2 separate regions of the Mus musculus genome follow, and region 2 is linked to region 1. Evidence: chromatin contacts called from ENCODE Hi-C data. All regions are on one chromosome and are shown on one strand. Each heading gives the region's core, a stretch centred on a gene start or an enhancer-like site at or near the end of the contact. The rest is flanking DNA. Distances are from core to core; before and after follow the strand shown. Region 1 holds the start of Cdkn1b (cyclin-dependent kinase inhibitor 1B). Region 2 holds the start of H2aj (H2J.A histone).

Evidence for each region. A loop is a pair of places that touch in the nucleus more often than their neighbours do.
Region 2: a loop to region 1 is called in a map of T-helper 17 cell, with 7 times the contacts of the local background. The contact joins the promoter of H2aj here to the promoter of Cdkn1b in region 1. A Hi-C loop is called at or near these places in 3 of 37 maps with a recorded cell type or tissue (Patski and T-helper 17 cell).

Annotation. Positions count from the first base shown.
Region 1 is chr6:134,917,248-134,923,126 of GRCm38, forward strand. It overlaps Cdkn1b (cyclin-dependent kinase inhibitor 1B), which reads left to right and starts at 3,154. Exons shown (of 3, transcript NM_009875.4): 1 at 3,154-4,147; 2 at 4,709-4,836. The coding sequence starts at 3,673. The coding sequence ends at 4,827.
Region 2 is chr6:136,804,943-136,810,821 of GRCm38, forward strand. It overlaps H2aj (H2J.A histone), which reads left to right and starts at 3,306. Exons shown (of 1, transcript NM_177688.4): 1 at 3,306-5,132. The coding sequence starts at 3,398. The coding sequence ends at 3,787.

The DNA of each region.
Region 1 (5,879 bases), core at 1,904-4,403:
AAACACTTTAGATCCGTAGTGAGGTCGGCTAAGCTCAGCCTTTCTGCTGGCAGCCAGACTTCTTAAGGTGGAGCGGCCAGGACTGCTATACATGTGGGATTAACAGATCAACAAAATGGTGCTCCTGCACAAGGCTGAGAGACTCCGGCGGTGCAGGGACAGAAGTGTTAACTTTCTGCTTTCATACAGACATTATCGTGATGAATAAAAAAAACCTTCTGAAGTGGATTGTAATTTCTCTATTTTTACATAAGAGCTATAGTTCACACAGAAAGAGGCAGAGGAGCTCCTTGCTGCCTAGTGATTGTCTTTTAGTTTAATATTTGAGACACGGTCTTACATAGCTCAGGATGGCTGTGAACTCTCTGTGTAGTTGAGAAGGACTTTGAATTCCTTTACCTCTACAGTGATGACATCTCTAGCAATTTAAAATGTTTATGGTGCTGGTGTCAAGGCTGGGCATATACCGGAGACATAAGGCTCACCCCATTTTACTGTGTTTTCTTCCCAAGTTCAGTAAACTAAGTAGGTATGTTAGATATGGGGGGAGGGGCAACAGCTGGGAGACTGGTGAGTGGGTTCAATGGGTCAGACACCTGCCATACAAGTCGGACAACCTGAGTTCAGCCTGCAGGACCCATGTAAGGTGTGTGTGGGGGACCTGATTCAACGTAGTCTCCTGACCTGAGCACACATGCATGCCATGACGAGTTTGTCCACATATGTGCATGTCATGCACAACATTGCAATAATATTTTTTCAATTATAGCGTGTGTATATATGTATGTAGGTAGGTAGGTCAGAGGTCATAGTACACCTACCAAGAGGAGTCAACTCGCTCTCTATCATATGGATTCCGAAAACTGACCTCAGCATGTCAGGCATTTTGGCAGGCACCTTTACCTGCTGAGCCATCTCTTAGCCCAAATCTACAAAAACCAAGACAACCTGAACACAGTGGGGTGGACCCATAGTCCCAGTGACTGAATTTTGTTTTCAGATACAGAATCTCCTGTAACACAGTCTGGCCACCAACTCAGCTATGCAGTCAAGAATGACAAATTCCTGATCCTCTTGTCTTGCTGAGCATCCTAGCTACTGAAGCTGAGGCAGAGCCCAGGAGTTCAAGGCCAGCCTGACCAACACAGTGCAAAACCACAGCAAACAAAGCACCCCAGAAGAGGCAACTCCCCACCTTGGTCCCAACTGAACAGTGCAGAAGGCCTGGATTTGAAGTCCACGCCTGGATGCTGCCTTCTTTCCTACTCAATGAGCCCCACCCATCTTTTTGGAATCTGTATTTCAGCTGAACTAGTAGATAGTGATACCAAAGGCTTGTGACAGCTGCACTTGATGATCAAGGAGACATCTGTGGGCATCCAAGGCCTGGAAAGAGACCTTTTGGATCCTTGTAAGAGAGTAGAGTCTGCAGACTGCAACCCATCCAAATCCAGACAAAATCAGGAACACTGAGACCACCAGAAGAAAACAGACAAAACCCAAACCAGCCGAGAATGAGGAGACTCTGCCACCAACTGAATAGAAGTCCCCAGACAGGAAACCTGAGTATCAATTTCCTCATTGGTAAAAAGAGGCTAAACCTATCTAAGAACTTTCTGGACTGTTACATTTTGAATGCAGGAGGCAAGGCACACACACACACACACACACACACACACACACACACACACACACGTGCACGTGCGCGCGCGCGCGCGCACACACACACACACACACACACACACACATCCTGGCAAAGATGTGGCTAAGAAAACAAGTCAATATTCAGTCTCACCTACACCAGAGGAAGATAGGAAAACCATGCTTCTTTGGGACACTAAACCAGAAATTTAATTTCCTGTAACATGTTTTGTGTTTAGCGCAAACCAAGACTGTTTGGGAATACTAGTGGGCAAAGCCCTTAAAATCTCACTGAACTCTGAGATACGACAGGCCTGGCTATTCTGTTTTAACTTCTGTCACTGTGCTCAGCAGTGATAGAGAAATGTGAAGTTGCCCAAGGAGCTGAAAAAAACCCACCCAACATTACTAGATGTTGGTAATACCGTGGTGGTGGTATTATAAATCACTTGCAAATCTAGTCTTAGATCCTTAGGAAAGTGTTTTCGCCCTTTAACAACCTGCAGCTCTCTAAAAGTATTTGCTTGTATTTGAATATTGTACTGAGTAGGTTGGAAGCAACAGGCTGGTGGGAGAAAAAAGAGAAGGAAGGCACTGTTGTAGTTGGCGTCTGGACTCAGGTGGAGGGAACGGCTTCGCCCGGGAAAGAACATAAGGGTATAAAGGCGAGTTCCCACACGCTATAGCAATGGCTTTCACTGTGCTTAGGAACCAAGAAAATCAGAACTGGCTTTTTCTGATTTCTGTCTGGGACGGCTCTAAAGAGAGGCTTGGGAGAGCACTGGGGGTTTTCAATCTCGAGATCCTACGGTGGAAGCGCTTGGATTCAGAAACACCCTGATAAGAGCGGTCAGTCCTGGCTTCTTTTTGAAACCACCTCCTGGCCTGTCCTACATAGCAGAGACTTCTGGGGTCAGGCTAAGCGGCCGATTCCGCACCCCAGCTAAGGCACCCTGCCGGGTGGGGGTGGGTGGGCTGCCCCAGGCCCTGAGCCAAGGTTTCCTGAATCTCTCGCATACCCTCCTCCATTCCCACCTCGGCGAATGCAGGTGGGCTGAACTAGCCACCGAAGCTCCTAATAAGCCGCCAGCGACCTAGGAGCCCACTGGTCCAGGCCCTAGGTTTCGCGGGCAAAGACCTGGAGGTCGCAGTCGGGAGCGGTGACGCGCCTGCCAGCGCAGCTCTGCAGCGCCGGGACCTAGATCCCCGGGTCCCTGCCTGGCCGCCGCGCTGGCCCCTCCCCAGCTCTCCGGCCGTTTGGCTAGTTTGTTTGTCTTATTTTTAATTTCTCCGGGGCCAGCCAGAGCAGGTTTGTTGGCAGTCGTACACCTCCGAGTAGTCACGCGACCAGCCAATGTCCTGGCGGCGCTACGGGGAGGCGGCGCGCTCGGGAGCGCGGAGAGGCGGCGGCGCCGCGCCCGGGGCCACCTTAAGAGCGCGCTCGCCAGCCTGGGCGGAGCGGCTCCCGGCGCCGAGACCAATGGAGCTCCTCCTCTGTTTAAATAGACTTGCAGTGTCAATCATCTTCTTCTTCGTCAGCCTCCCTTCCACCGCCATATTGGGCAACTAAAAAAGGAGGGGGGCTCGTGCTTTTGGGGTGTTTTCCCCCCTCATCCCTTGTCCCGACTCACTCGCGGCTCCGAGACTCGCGCGGCGGCAAGGTTTGGAGAGGGGCTGCGTTCGCGGGACACACGGGCTCGCCCCAGCCTACGCTCCGACTGTTTGCCACCTCCTCCTGCCTCCTCCCCTCCCTTCCCCGCCCTCCAGTACACTTGATCACTGAAGCCTCGAGCTGCGCGGCGGCTGGGGTGTCCCTGCGCCTCTCTTCCCCAGACCTGCGCGCTACTGCGGCTCGGGCGGTCGCTCGCCTGGCTCTGCTCCATTTGACTGTCTGTGTGCAGTCGCAGAACTTCGAAGAGGGTTTTGCGCTCCATCCGTGGCGTTTCGCTTTTGTTCGGTTTTGTTGTTTATTTCATTTTTTTTTTTCCGGAGAGAGGCGAGGCGGTGGTCCACACCCGCCCGAGGAGGAAGATGTCAAACGTGAGAGTGTCTAACGGGAGCCCGAGCCTGGAGCGGATGGACGCCAGACAAGCGGAGCACCCCAAGCCTTCCGCCTGCAGAAATCTCTTCGGCCCGGTCAATCATGAAGAACTAACCCGGGACTTGGAGAAGCACTGCCGGGATATGGAAGAAGCGAGTCAGCGCAAGTGGAATTTCGACTTTCAGAATCATAAGCCCCTGGAGGGCAGATACGAGTGGCAGGAGGTGGAGAGGGGCAGCTTGCCCGAGTTCTACTACAGGCCCCCGCGCCCCCCCAAGAGCGCCTGCAAGGTGCTGGCGCAGGAGAGCCAGGATGTCAGCGGGAGCCGCCAGGCGGTGCCTTTAATTGGGTCTCAGGCAAACTCTGAGGACCGGCATTTGGTGGACCAAATGCCTGACTCGTCAGACAATCCGGCTGGGTTAGCGGAGCAGTGTCCAGGGATGAGGAAGCGACCTGCTGCAGAAGGTAGTGACTCTTTGGAAAACTTAAAATGTCTGTCTGTCTGTCTGTCTCCGTAAGCGCCCCTTTACTAGACCCTGTTCACTTGCTTTCTCCAGCGTGTTCTGCTTTAGCTCTGGGAAATCGAACTTGTTTGAAGCTTAGGTTTGACATACCCCCTATCCGACTGCTTGCCCTGTTTATGATTTTGAAGTCAGAAGCCGGAGATAGTAAGATGTGATAACTTCCGTAGCCGAACGCATCACAGTTCCTCCCCTCTAGCCAGCTGTAGATACGTGACAAAAGTTCGGATGTTTACCAACTGCCTCCTCCTTGGCTGGGGTGGGGGGGTGGGGGTGGGGATGGGGGTGGGGAAGAGACGTGGGGTGTAGAATACTCCTTGTGTTAGTGGGAACAACCTTATTTTGTGTCCTTAGATGCTACCGGGGATGACGGGTCCAGGGGTCGTGGGTGGAGGTAGTGAGTGGGTTGTTCATCCCTTGGGCCTACTTCTGTCAGCCATTGTTGTCGATAATAAAGATGGTTTGTGTGTGTTCTCTTAAAAATTTCCCCTTGCCCCCCTCTTAGATTCTTCTTCGCAAAACAAAAGGGCCAACAGAACAGAAGAAAATGTTTCAGACGGTTCCCCGAACGCTGGCACTGTGGAGCAGACGCCCAAGAAGCCCGGCCTTCGACGCCAGACGTAAACAGCTCCGGTGGGTTAATGAGGAAGAACACAAAACTGACACCCCATCTGGGCTGCGCTCCCCGGGGGGCCTGCAGACCCCAGGACTGCTGGCAGATTAGTTGCCTGCCAGGAGGAATTACTTTCCTTGATCAAAAAAATTAACACTGGGGAAGGCTGGAATCACTTGAGGGGACTATAATGCAGTATTTGCACCCCAAGATATTTACCTTAAAGTGGAATCAGAATGAGGTTCCCAAGCAAGAACTTGCCACCAAGGCCCCAAAGGATAGGGACGGTCGTATCCTTATGAATCCCACTAAAACTTAGGCTGGGAATGACAGTTTTCCTTTCCAGTCTCAGTTCATGAGAACCCATTTCCCAGAGGTTCGTTTTGAGCCAATAGCCTATTTTGAACCATTTGAACTGTAGAAAAATGGCAAATATATACTTACATGTATGTTCTTAAGAGAAAAACTAGGTACCCATAGTGCACGTTTGATTAGGAGTGTGAATAGAGCTGCCGTGGCTCGAGTTCTTTTTATCTTTTGCTTTTGTTTTGGTTTTTGGTTTTTTGAGATAGGGTTTCTCTGTGTAACAAACAGCTCGGGCTATTCTGGGAATTGCTCTGTAGACCACGCTGGCTTCGAACTCACAGAGATCTGTATTGTCTCTGCCTCCTGAGTGCTGAGATTAGAGGTTGTGTGCCATCACCTCTGGGTACTTTTTTATTTTTTTTTAAAGTTGTGCCTTGTATGCTGGTAAATTTTGGAGAGAAAGGAACTTCATACTTAAAAAAAAAATTAGACTGGAAAGTTCAGAAGTACTAATGCTCCCACAGAATTGATTTTAACCCTGAGGTTACAAAGCAGAAGTTAAATGAACAGCTAGAGGAAGCAGCCTTCCCACACGTCAGCACCGTATGCTAATTTGCTGGAACAGGACGGTTTGGATGTTTATAGGGGAAATGGATAGTAGATGTTAGGACCAACTGAGAAGGTCCAACACAAGTGTGGATTTTTCCATGTGTCAAAAATCTCATCACCCCACTTGCCTAATTAGAGTAACCCAGCC
Region 2 (5,879 bases), core at 2,056-4,555, 1.9 Mb after region 1:
CATTGCAAACACATTGGTATTCGCTTTTCAGCCAATTGTTCCTATAGTTACTTAGCTGAACTATTGTAACTTGTCATTTAGATCCGAGGTCCTTGTTGCTTGCGTTTAAAAGAGACCTGGTGACTCACATCTGTAATTTAGGCTCTCCGGAGGCTGAGGCAGGATTGCCAAGAGCTGGGGCCAGCCTAGGCTAGACAGACTCAAATACATTTCCCCTCCTCCCCACTCAAATAGCTTGTAAAGTACCAGAAGTCAAAAGCATGACTCCGAATAACAGGACTGTCCTTAAGTTTGTTTCGTTTTTAAAGACAGCAGGTTTTGGGCTGGAGAGATGGCTCAGTGGTGAAGAGCACTGACTGCTCTTCTGAAGGTCCTGAGTTCAAATTCCAGCAACCACATGGTGGCTCACAACCACCTGTAATGAGAACTGATGCCCTCTTCTGGTGTGTCTGAAGATAGCTACAGTGTACTTACATATAATAAATAAATAAATCTTAAAAAAAAAGAAAAAGGCAGCAGGATAAATGCGTTTAGTTTGTAGTACTTTACAATTCCCATTAGTTCCACAACTCAAACAGCATTTCATTTGTTTGTCCCCTCCCTGTCTCTTAGAGATTGAGCTCTAGGATAGCTGGAGGGGGAAGAAGCCTTAATCATTGAATTTTACCTCATGATTTTAAATCCCTTGCTCTTCAGAATTCTTACCAAAATGAAAGCTGCTGCCAGAATACTTATTCAAATTTGTAAAACTGTGTGTCAACAAACAAACAAACAATCAACAACAACACACACAAAAAAAAGAGAGAAAAGCAAAAAGAAAGCAAAGAGACCTTTCCATAAACATACATTTAAGATGGTTTACAGAAGATATTCTAGAGCTTTCTTCCCCAAAACTGCACCAGAGGTTTCCATACACATTGACTTAGAATATATAACCTATCGAATGCTTAGGAGCATTAGATAGTATATGAAAGTCAGCTGTTAGGTGGTACAGCCAGGATTCTGAGGAAGTTGGCTCCGGGATACCTCCTTGATGGTGGAGTATATTGTTCAGATCCAAAGGTGTATGGGGGACCCCAGCTCCTGGTTAGCTCATTACTGTGCTAGGAAATAAAGATGTACATAGATAGAAGTACATGGGGTTGGTTTTTCTCTGTGTGTGTTTAATATTTTGTATCTTGGGACAGGATCCTATGTAGCTCAGGCTAGGTGGGAACTCTCTCTGTAGCTAACGATGGACAATCTTCGATGGACAATCTTGACTCTCCTGTCCACGCCTCCTTTATACTAAGATCACAGACAGGCCCCACTTCACTTGGTTCTGTGGAGTTTATTTAAATAAAATCGCAATTAGACTAAGGAGAGGGTAAATTTATGATATTTTAATTAAATGGATACAAAAAAACCTACATGACATTTAATCAGCGTTTGACATTACTTAGTTGTGTAATTTCAGAAATGCAGTAAACTGAAGTACCGGAGTGAAACAGTGGAAGAAAAACACTTTAGTTTGTTTCAAATGTCAAGGGCCTATCATATGAATCATAAGAACAAGTTGAGGGATTCTGTTTCCAGTGTCTTGGCCTAAGAGTAATCTAAAGTCTCGATGGAGCACCAAGTGACAACCTCCAGCAGGCAGGCAGGCAGAGGCGAAGGGTCCTCCCCTCTGGAATCCAGTGGTTCTTCTCCGGCTCATACACAGCCCCAGAGCCACGTAATGTTAATATCCTATCAGATTCATCCATGCTATCCACAAGGACTGCATTCCTGCCTAGTCTGTGACTATGGCCTCGAGGCCCTGAGAAGGAAGGGACTGTCCCCAGGAGCAGCAACAGTGTCCAAAGACCAGCCTCATGTGGTATAGGTAGGACAGGCCAAAGAACCAGCTTTTGTCCCAGGCTGGTGGCTGCACACAACTTTAATCCCAGCATTAGGGAGGCAGGCAGATCTCTGAGTTGAAGGCCAGCCTGGTTTTTATAGTGAGTTCCACGGCTGCCAGGGCTACAGGAAGAAAAGTCTCAAAAACTAAAACAAATAGAAAACCTACAAAGCTTCTTTTGCAGCTAGCTCTCCAGGTGGGTGTGTCAAGGAGCAGATGACGAAAGCTCGTTCTAGGAGGGCAGAATTCAGCCAAGGAGCTATGGCTGAGCCGGAATTGCTGTGGCACTCACAAGCACAGACCCTGGAGTCAGATAGTCAGATTTGAAAGTCGCCCCTGGCTATACTGGAGACTAATTTCCATGAGTATGGTATGAGGGAACAGAGGTGCTCTTCTCTGGGCTTCCGGTTTTTGATTGTTTCCAGGTAGTTTCTCTCTTAGGCCAGGCTCAATTCAAGTTCTCCATACTCCTGCATCAGCTGGGTTTATAGGCACTGAACACCATAGTCTGCTTACTGTTGTATTTTATTTAAAAAAAAAAAAAAAAAGCCGGGGACGTTTGGTGGAGGAGCGTTATTGTGCACGTAGGGGGTAGAGGGGGTGCGGCCCATGCTGAGGTACCAGCCACAGGACGGTATAGTAGTTTATTTAGGGCATGAGGTGAGTTGAGGGGGTAGTAGCGAGAGCGAGAGAGAGAGAGAGAGCGAGAGCGAGAGCGAGAGCGAGAGAGAGAGAGAGAGAGAGAAAAGGCCGAGGGGGTGTGCGGGTGGAGGCCGGCCATGAACACGTGGAGAGAGGGGTAGGGGAATGGGAGAGAAGGGACAGAGGGCTAAGAGAGTAAGAAAGCAAGAGAAAAGTGTGGGTGTGTGTGTGGGGGGGGGCAAGCAGCTTCTTTTACAGTGGGTCAGGCACACCTGGCTGCTGCCAGGTAACTGTGGGGCGGAGCCTAGAAGAAATGCCAACACCATCATTTTTATTTTTTGAGATAAGGTCTCACTTCCTAGCTTGGTCTATAACGCACAAAGTAGCCCAGGCTGTCTTTGTATTGGTAATCCTCCTACTTCAGCTCTTTCTCCCTCCAAAAGCTAGGATTACTGATTTGAACCAAGTATGGCTTTGCTTAACTCCCCGTTTTCGCTGCCCTCCCTCCGTTCCTTCCTTATTAGGCTGGTATGGATCTTGGAATATCTACAGCTGACCTTAGGCTCCGGGCAATCTTGTATCGGCTACCCTAGTGCTGGGATTGCAGACTCGAACCACCCAGTTAACTACATCCTGGCAGCCAATCCCAACAAGTTTGAGGATGCCTGTGAACTATGTAAATTAGGACTAGAAATTTGAGCTTTTGATTGGGAGACATCTGGATGGGCGGGGGCTCTGCTTCCGCGAGCTGATTGGGTACGGTACCTGCCTGTCACGGGCGGCAGCGGCTGCAGTTTGGCGAGGCAGTTCCGGGGTGGCGCGCGTCGTCCCGGAACTGAGCGAGCCGGTGTTGGAGTTCCAGGCGCGGGGTCGAGCATGTCCGGGCGAGGCAAGCAGGGCGGTAAGGTGCGCGCCAAGGCCAAGTCGCGCTCGTCGCGCGCGGGCCTGCAGTTCCCCGTGGGCCGCGTTCACCGGCTGCTGCGGAAGGGCAACTACGCGGAGCGCGTGGGCGCGGGAGCGCCCGTGTACCTGGCGGCGGTGCTGGAGTACCTGACGGCCGAGATCCTGGAGCTGGCGGGCAACGCGGCGAGGGACAACAAGAAGACGCGCATCATCCCTCGTCACCTGCAGCTGGCCATCCGCAACGACGAGGAGCTCAACAAGCTGCTGGGCCGTGTGACCATCGCGCAGGGCGGCGTCCTGCCCAATATCCAGGCCGTGCTGCTGCCCAAGAAGACGGAGAGCCAGAAGGTGAAGAGCAAGTGAACCCGACAGACGGGTGCAGAGCCCGCCCGCCACAGTCCGCAGCCAATAAAGTCGGTGAAAAGCGAGTAATCTAGAGAGCTGTGTAGTCGCGGGACCGAGGGGGTGTTGGGTGGGGACGAGTTCCAACTTTGAGCGTGACGCAGGCCACCTGTGTGGCCATGTGCGAGCCGGAGGAACCCAGCGGGTGGATTGGGAGAGCCCCGTCGCATCACCGTGGGCAGGAGAAGCGGACCTAGTGCCCAGAGGCTACTCTGGAATTGGCTTTGCCTAACTCCCCAGTCTTAGGGAAAAGTGGTAGGGAAGGTGTTGCGAGCTGTGAACAAGAAGTTGCCTCGCTTGTCATACATAGGAAGGTTGAGCTATATGTACCCTAGCCATTTGGAAAAGACAGGAACTTGGGATCCTTGGTGGGTGCTAGTTATTTATGGTAGTATTTAAGCTAATAGATGTTACGTATTCGTGATCTGAATGCCAGCCATCTTCACATTGCACACTTGTGTTCAATATTCTTTATAATGAAGTAACTTGTGCAATACGGAAGTGAGTCACGAAGTTTGCGCTCTGGATGGTGTTGCGTAACAGCGGGGCCCTCGGTCTTAAGTAGTGTATGTTTAGCAGCTCCTAAAATGATCTTCTCTTGGTGCTTGCGGTGGTGTTACCCCTCATCCCTGCATTTGGGAAGTAGAACGCCTTTCGTGGCTAGATAGCGAGTTTGTGGCCGTTTCTGAACTACATTAGACCGTGTCTCAAAATATGTTTCTGTCTCCCCTCGAGTTTTAGCTGCATGGCAGCCTCTTATCCAGCACTGATTCTGAGAATCAGCCTGATTTTACTTAAAAGCAAAACCGATTTTTTTTTTTTTTTTTTAGGGGTGACTGTTAGCTTTCCTGGGATCAGGTTTCTTCTTTTCCGTAACTGTTGAGTTGGGTGATGGCGCCTCAAGGAAGGAAAGGGTCGTGTGAGTTAACGTAACGCGGAGAGCCAAACCCCAGGGCCCTGGAAATGCGATTCTTGCCTTGGTCATTCCGTTTCCTGCTCACTCAGTAACCATCATTCTGTTAGCAGGAGCCACAAAACATCCCATGCTACGGAGGTTTCACTCTGGGTTCTTCCCCTCCACCCCCGGGGGGGAGTCAGAGTTCAAGTCTTCCTCTTCATTTGCAGTATTTCCCCTCGAAATTTATTTCATTCCCAGTATTGGTATGACGTCTACACCACGTGCTAGTAACTGAGGGTACAGCTGTGAATGAGGCCAGCTAGGTCTCACTGTCCCGAACACGTGGTCCCCCCCCCATGGTTTCTGAAGACAGCAAAAAGGACAAATAAAGAATATATTACAAATCTGTGTCTTGACAGTGTTTGATTTTCTACTGTTTGTTGTATTGACATTGGAATTCTTGGTGCTCATCTTGAACGATGTATAAAGGTTTGTCGTACCTCTGATAAAGAGGCAGGTTGCTCCCACTGACACCTGAGGAGAACAGACTGCAATGGTGTTATGGGCGGTTTCAGGAGGTAAACTTTCATAATACATTTTTGGGGGGACTAAGTTATTTTAGAACCATGTCTTAGCATTAGGTGCTCACATTGAGAAGTACTGTTGACAAGGACTAAGGGTTTGCTCTTGTGACTTAAGTATAGGTAAGCGTGAGTAGGTAAGGTGGGAGCAAATATTGCCTCACCCTGTGGGGCACTGTTGACAGGATCAGAAAGGTGACCATCCTAGTGTAGGCTGGTGAGCCAGTGAGTGGAAGGGGCCTGTGAGTCCCTTCCTTCCCCAGTGACCATAAATCATGGGGTGACCATGACAAAGCAGGTCTTGTGTTGTACAGGTTGCAGGTACTAAGAGTTTACAAGGAGAGGACCTTTGTCATACCTGTAGGACAGCTTTTCCCAGCAGCCAAAATTTTAAAGCACTGGAGCCAAGCGTGGTTTGGAACCCTAATTCTAGAACTTGGGAGACCGAGGAAGACGCTGAGTTCAAGGCCAGTCTGAGATACAGGTTCCCAGACAGGGCTGTACAGGAGGATTGTCTCAAATATGACTCACTTGTTAGAATAAGTTGTGATATCACTTCAAGCCAATACATAGC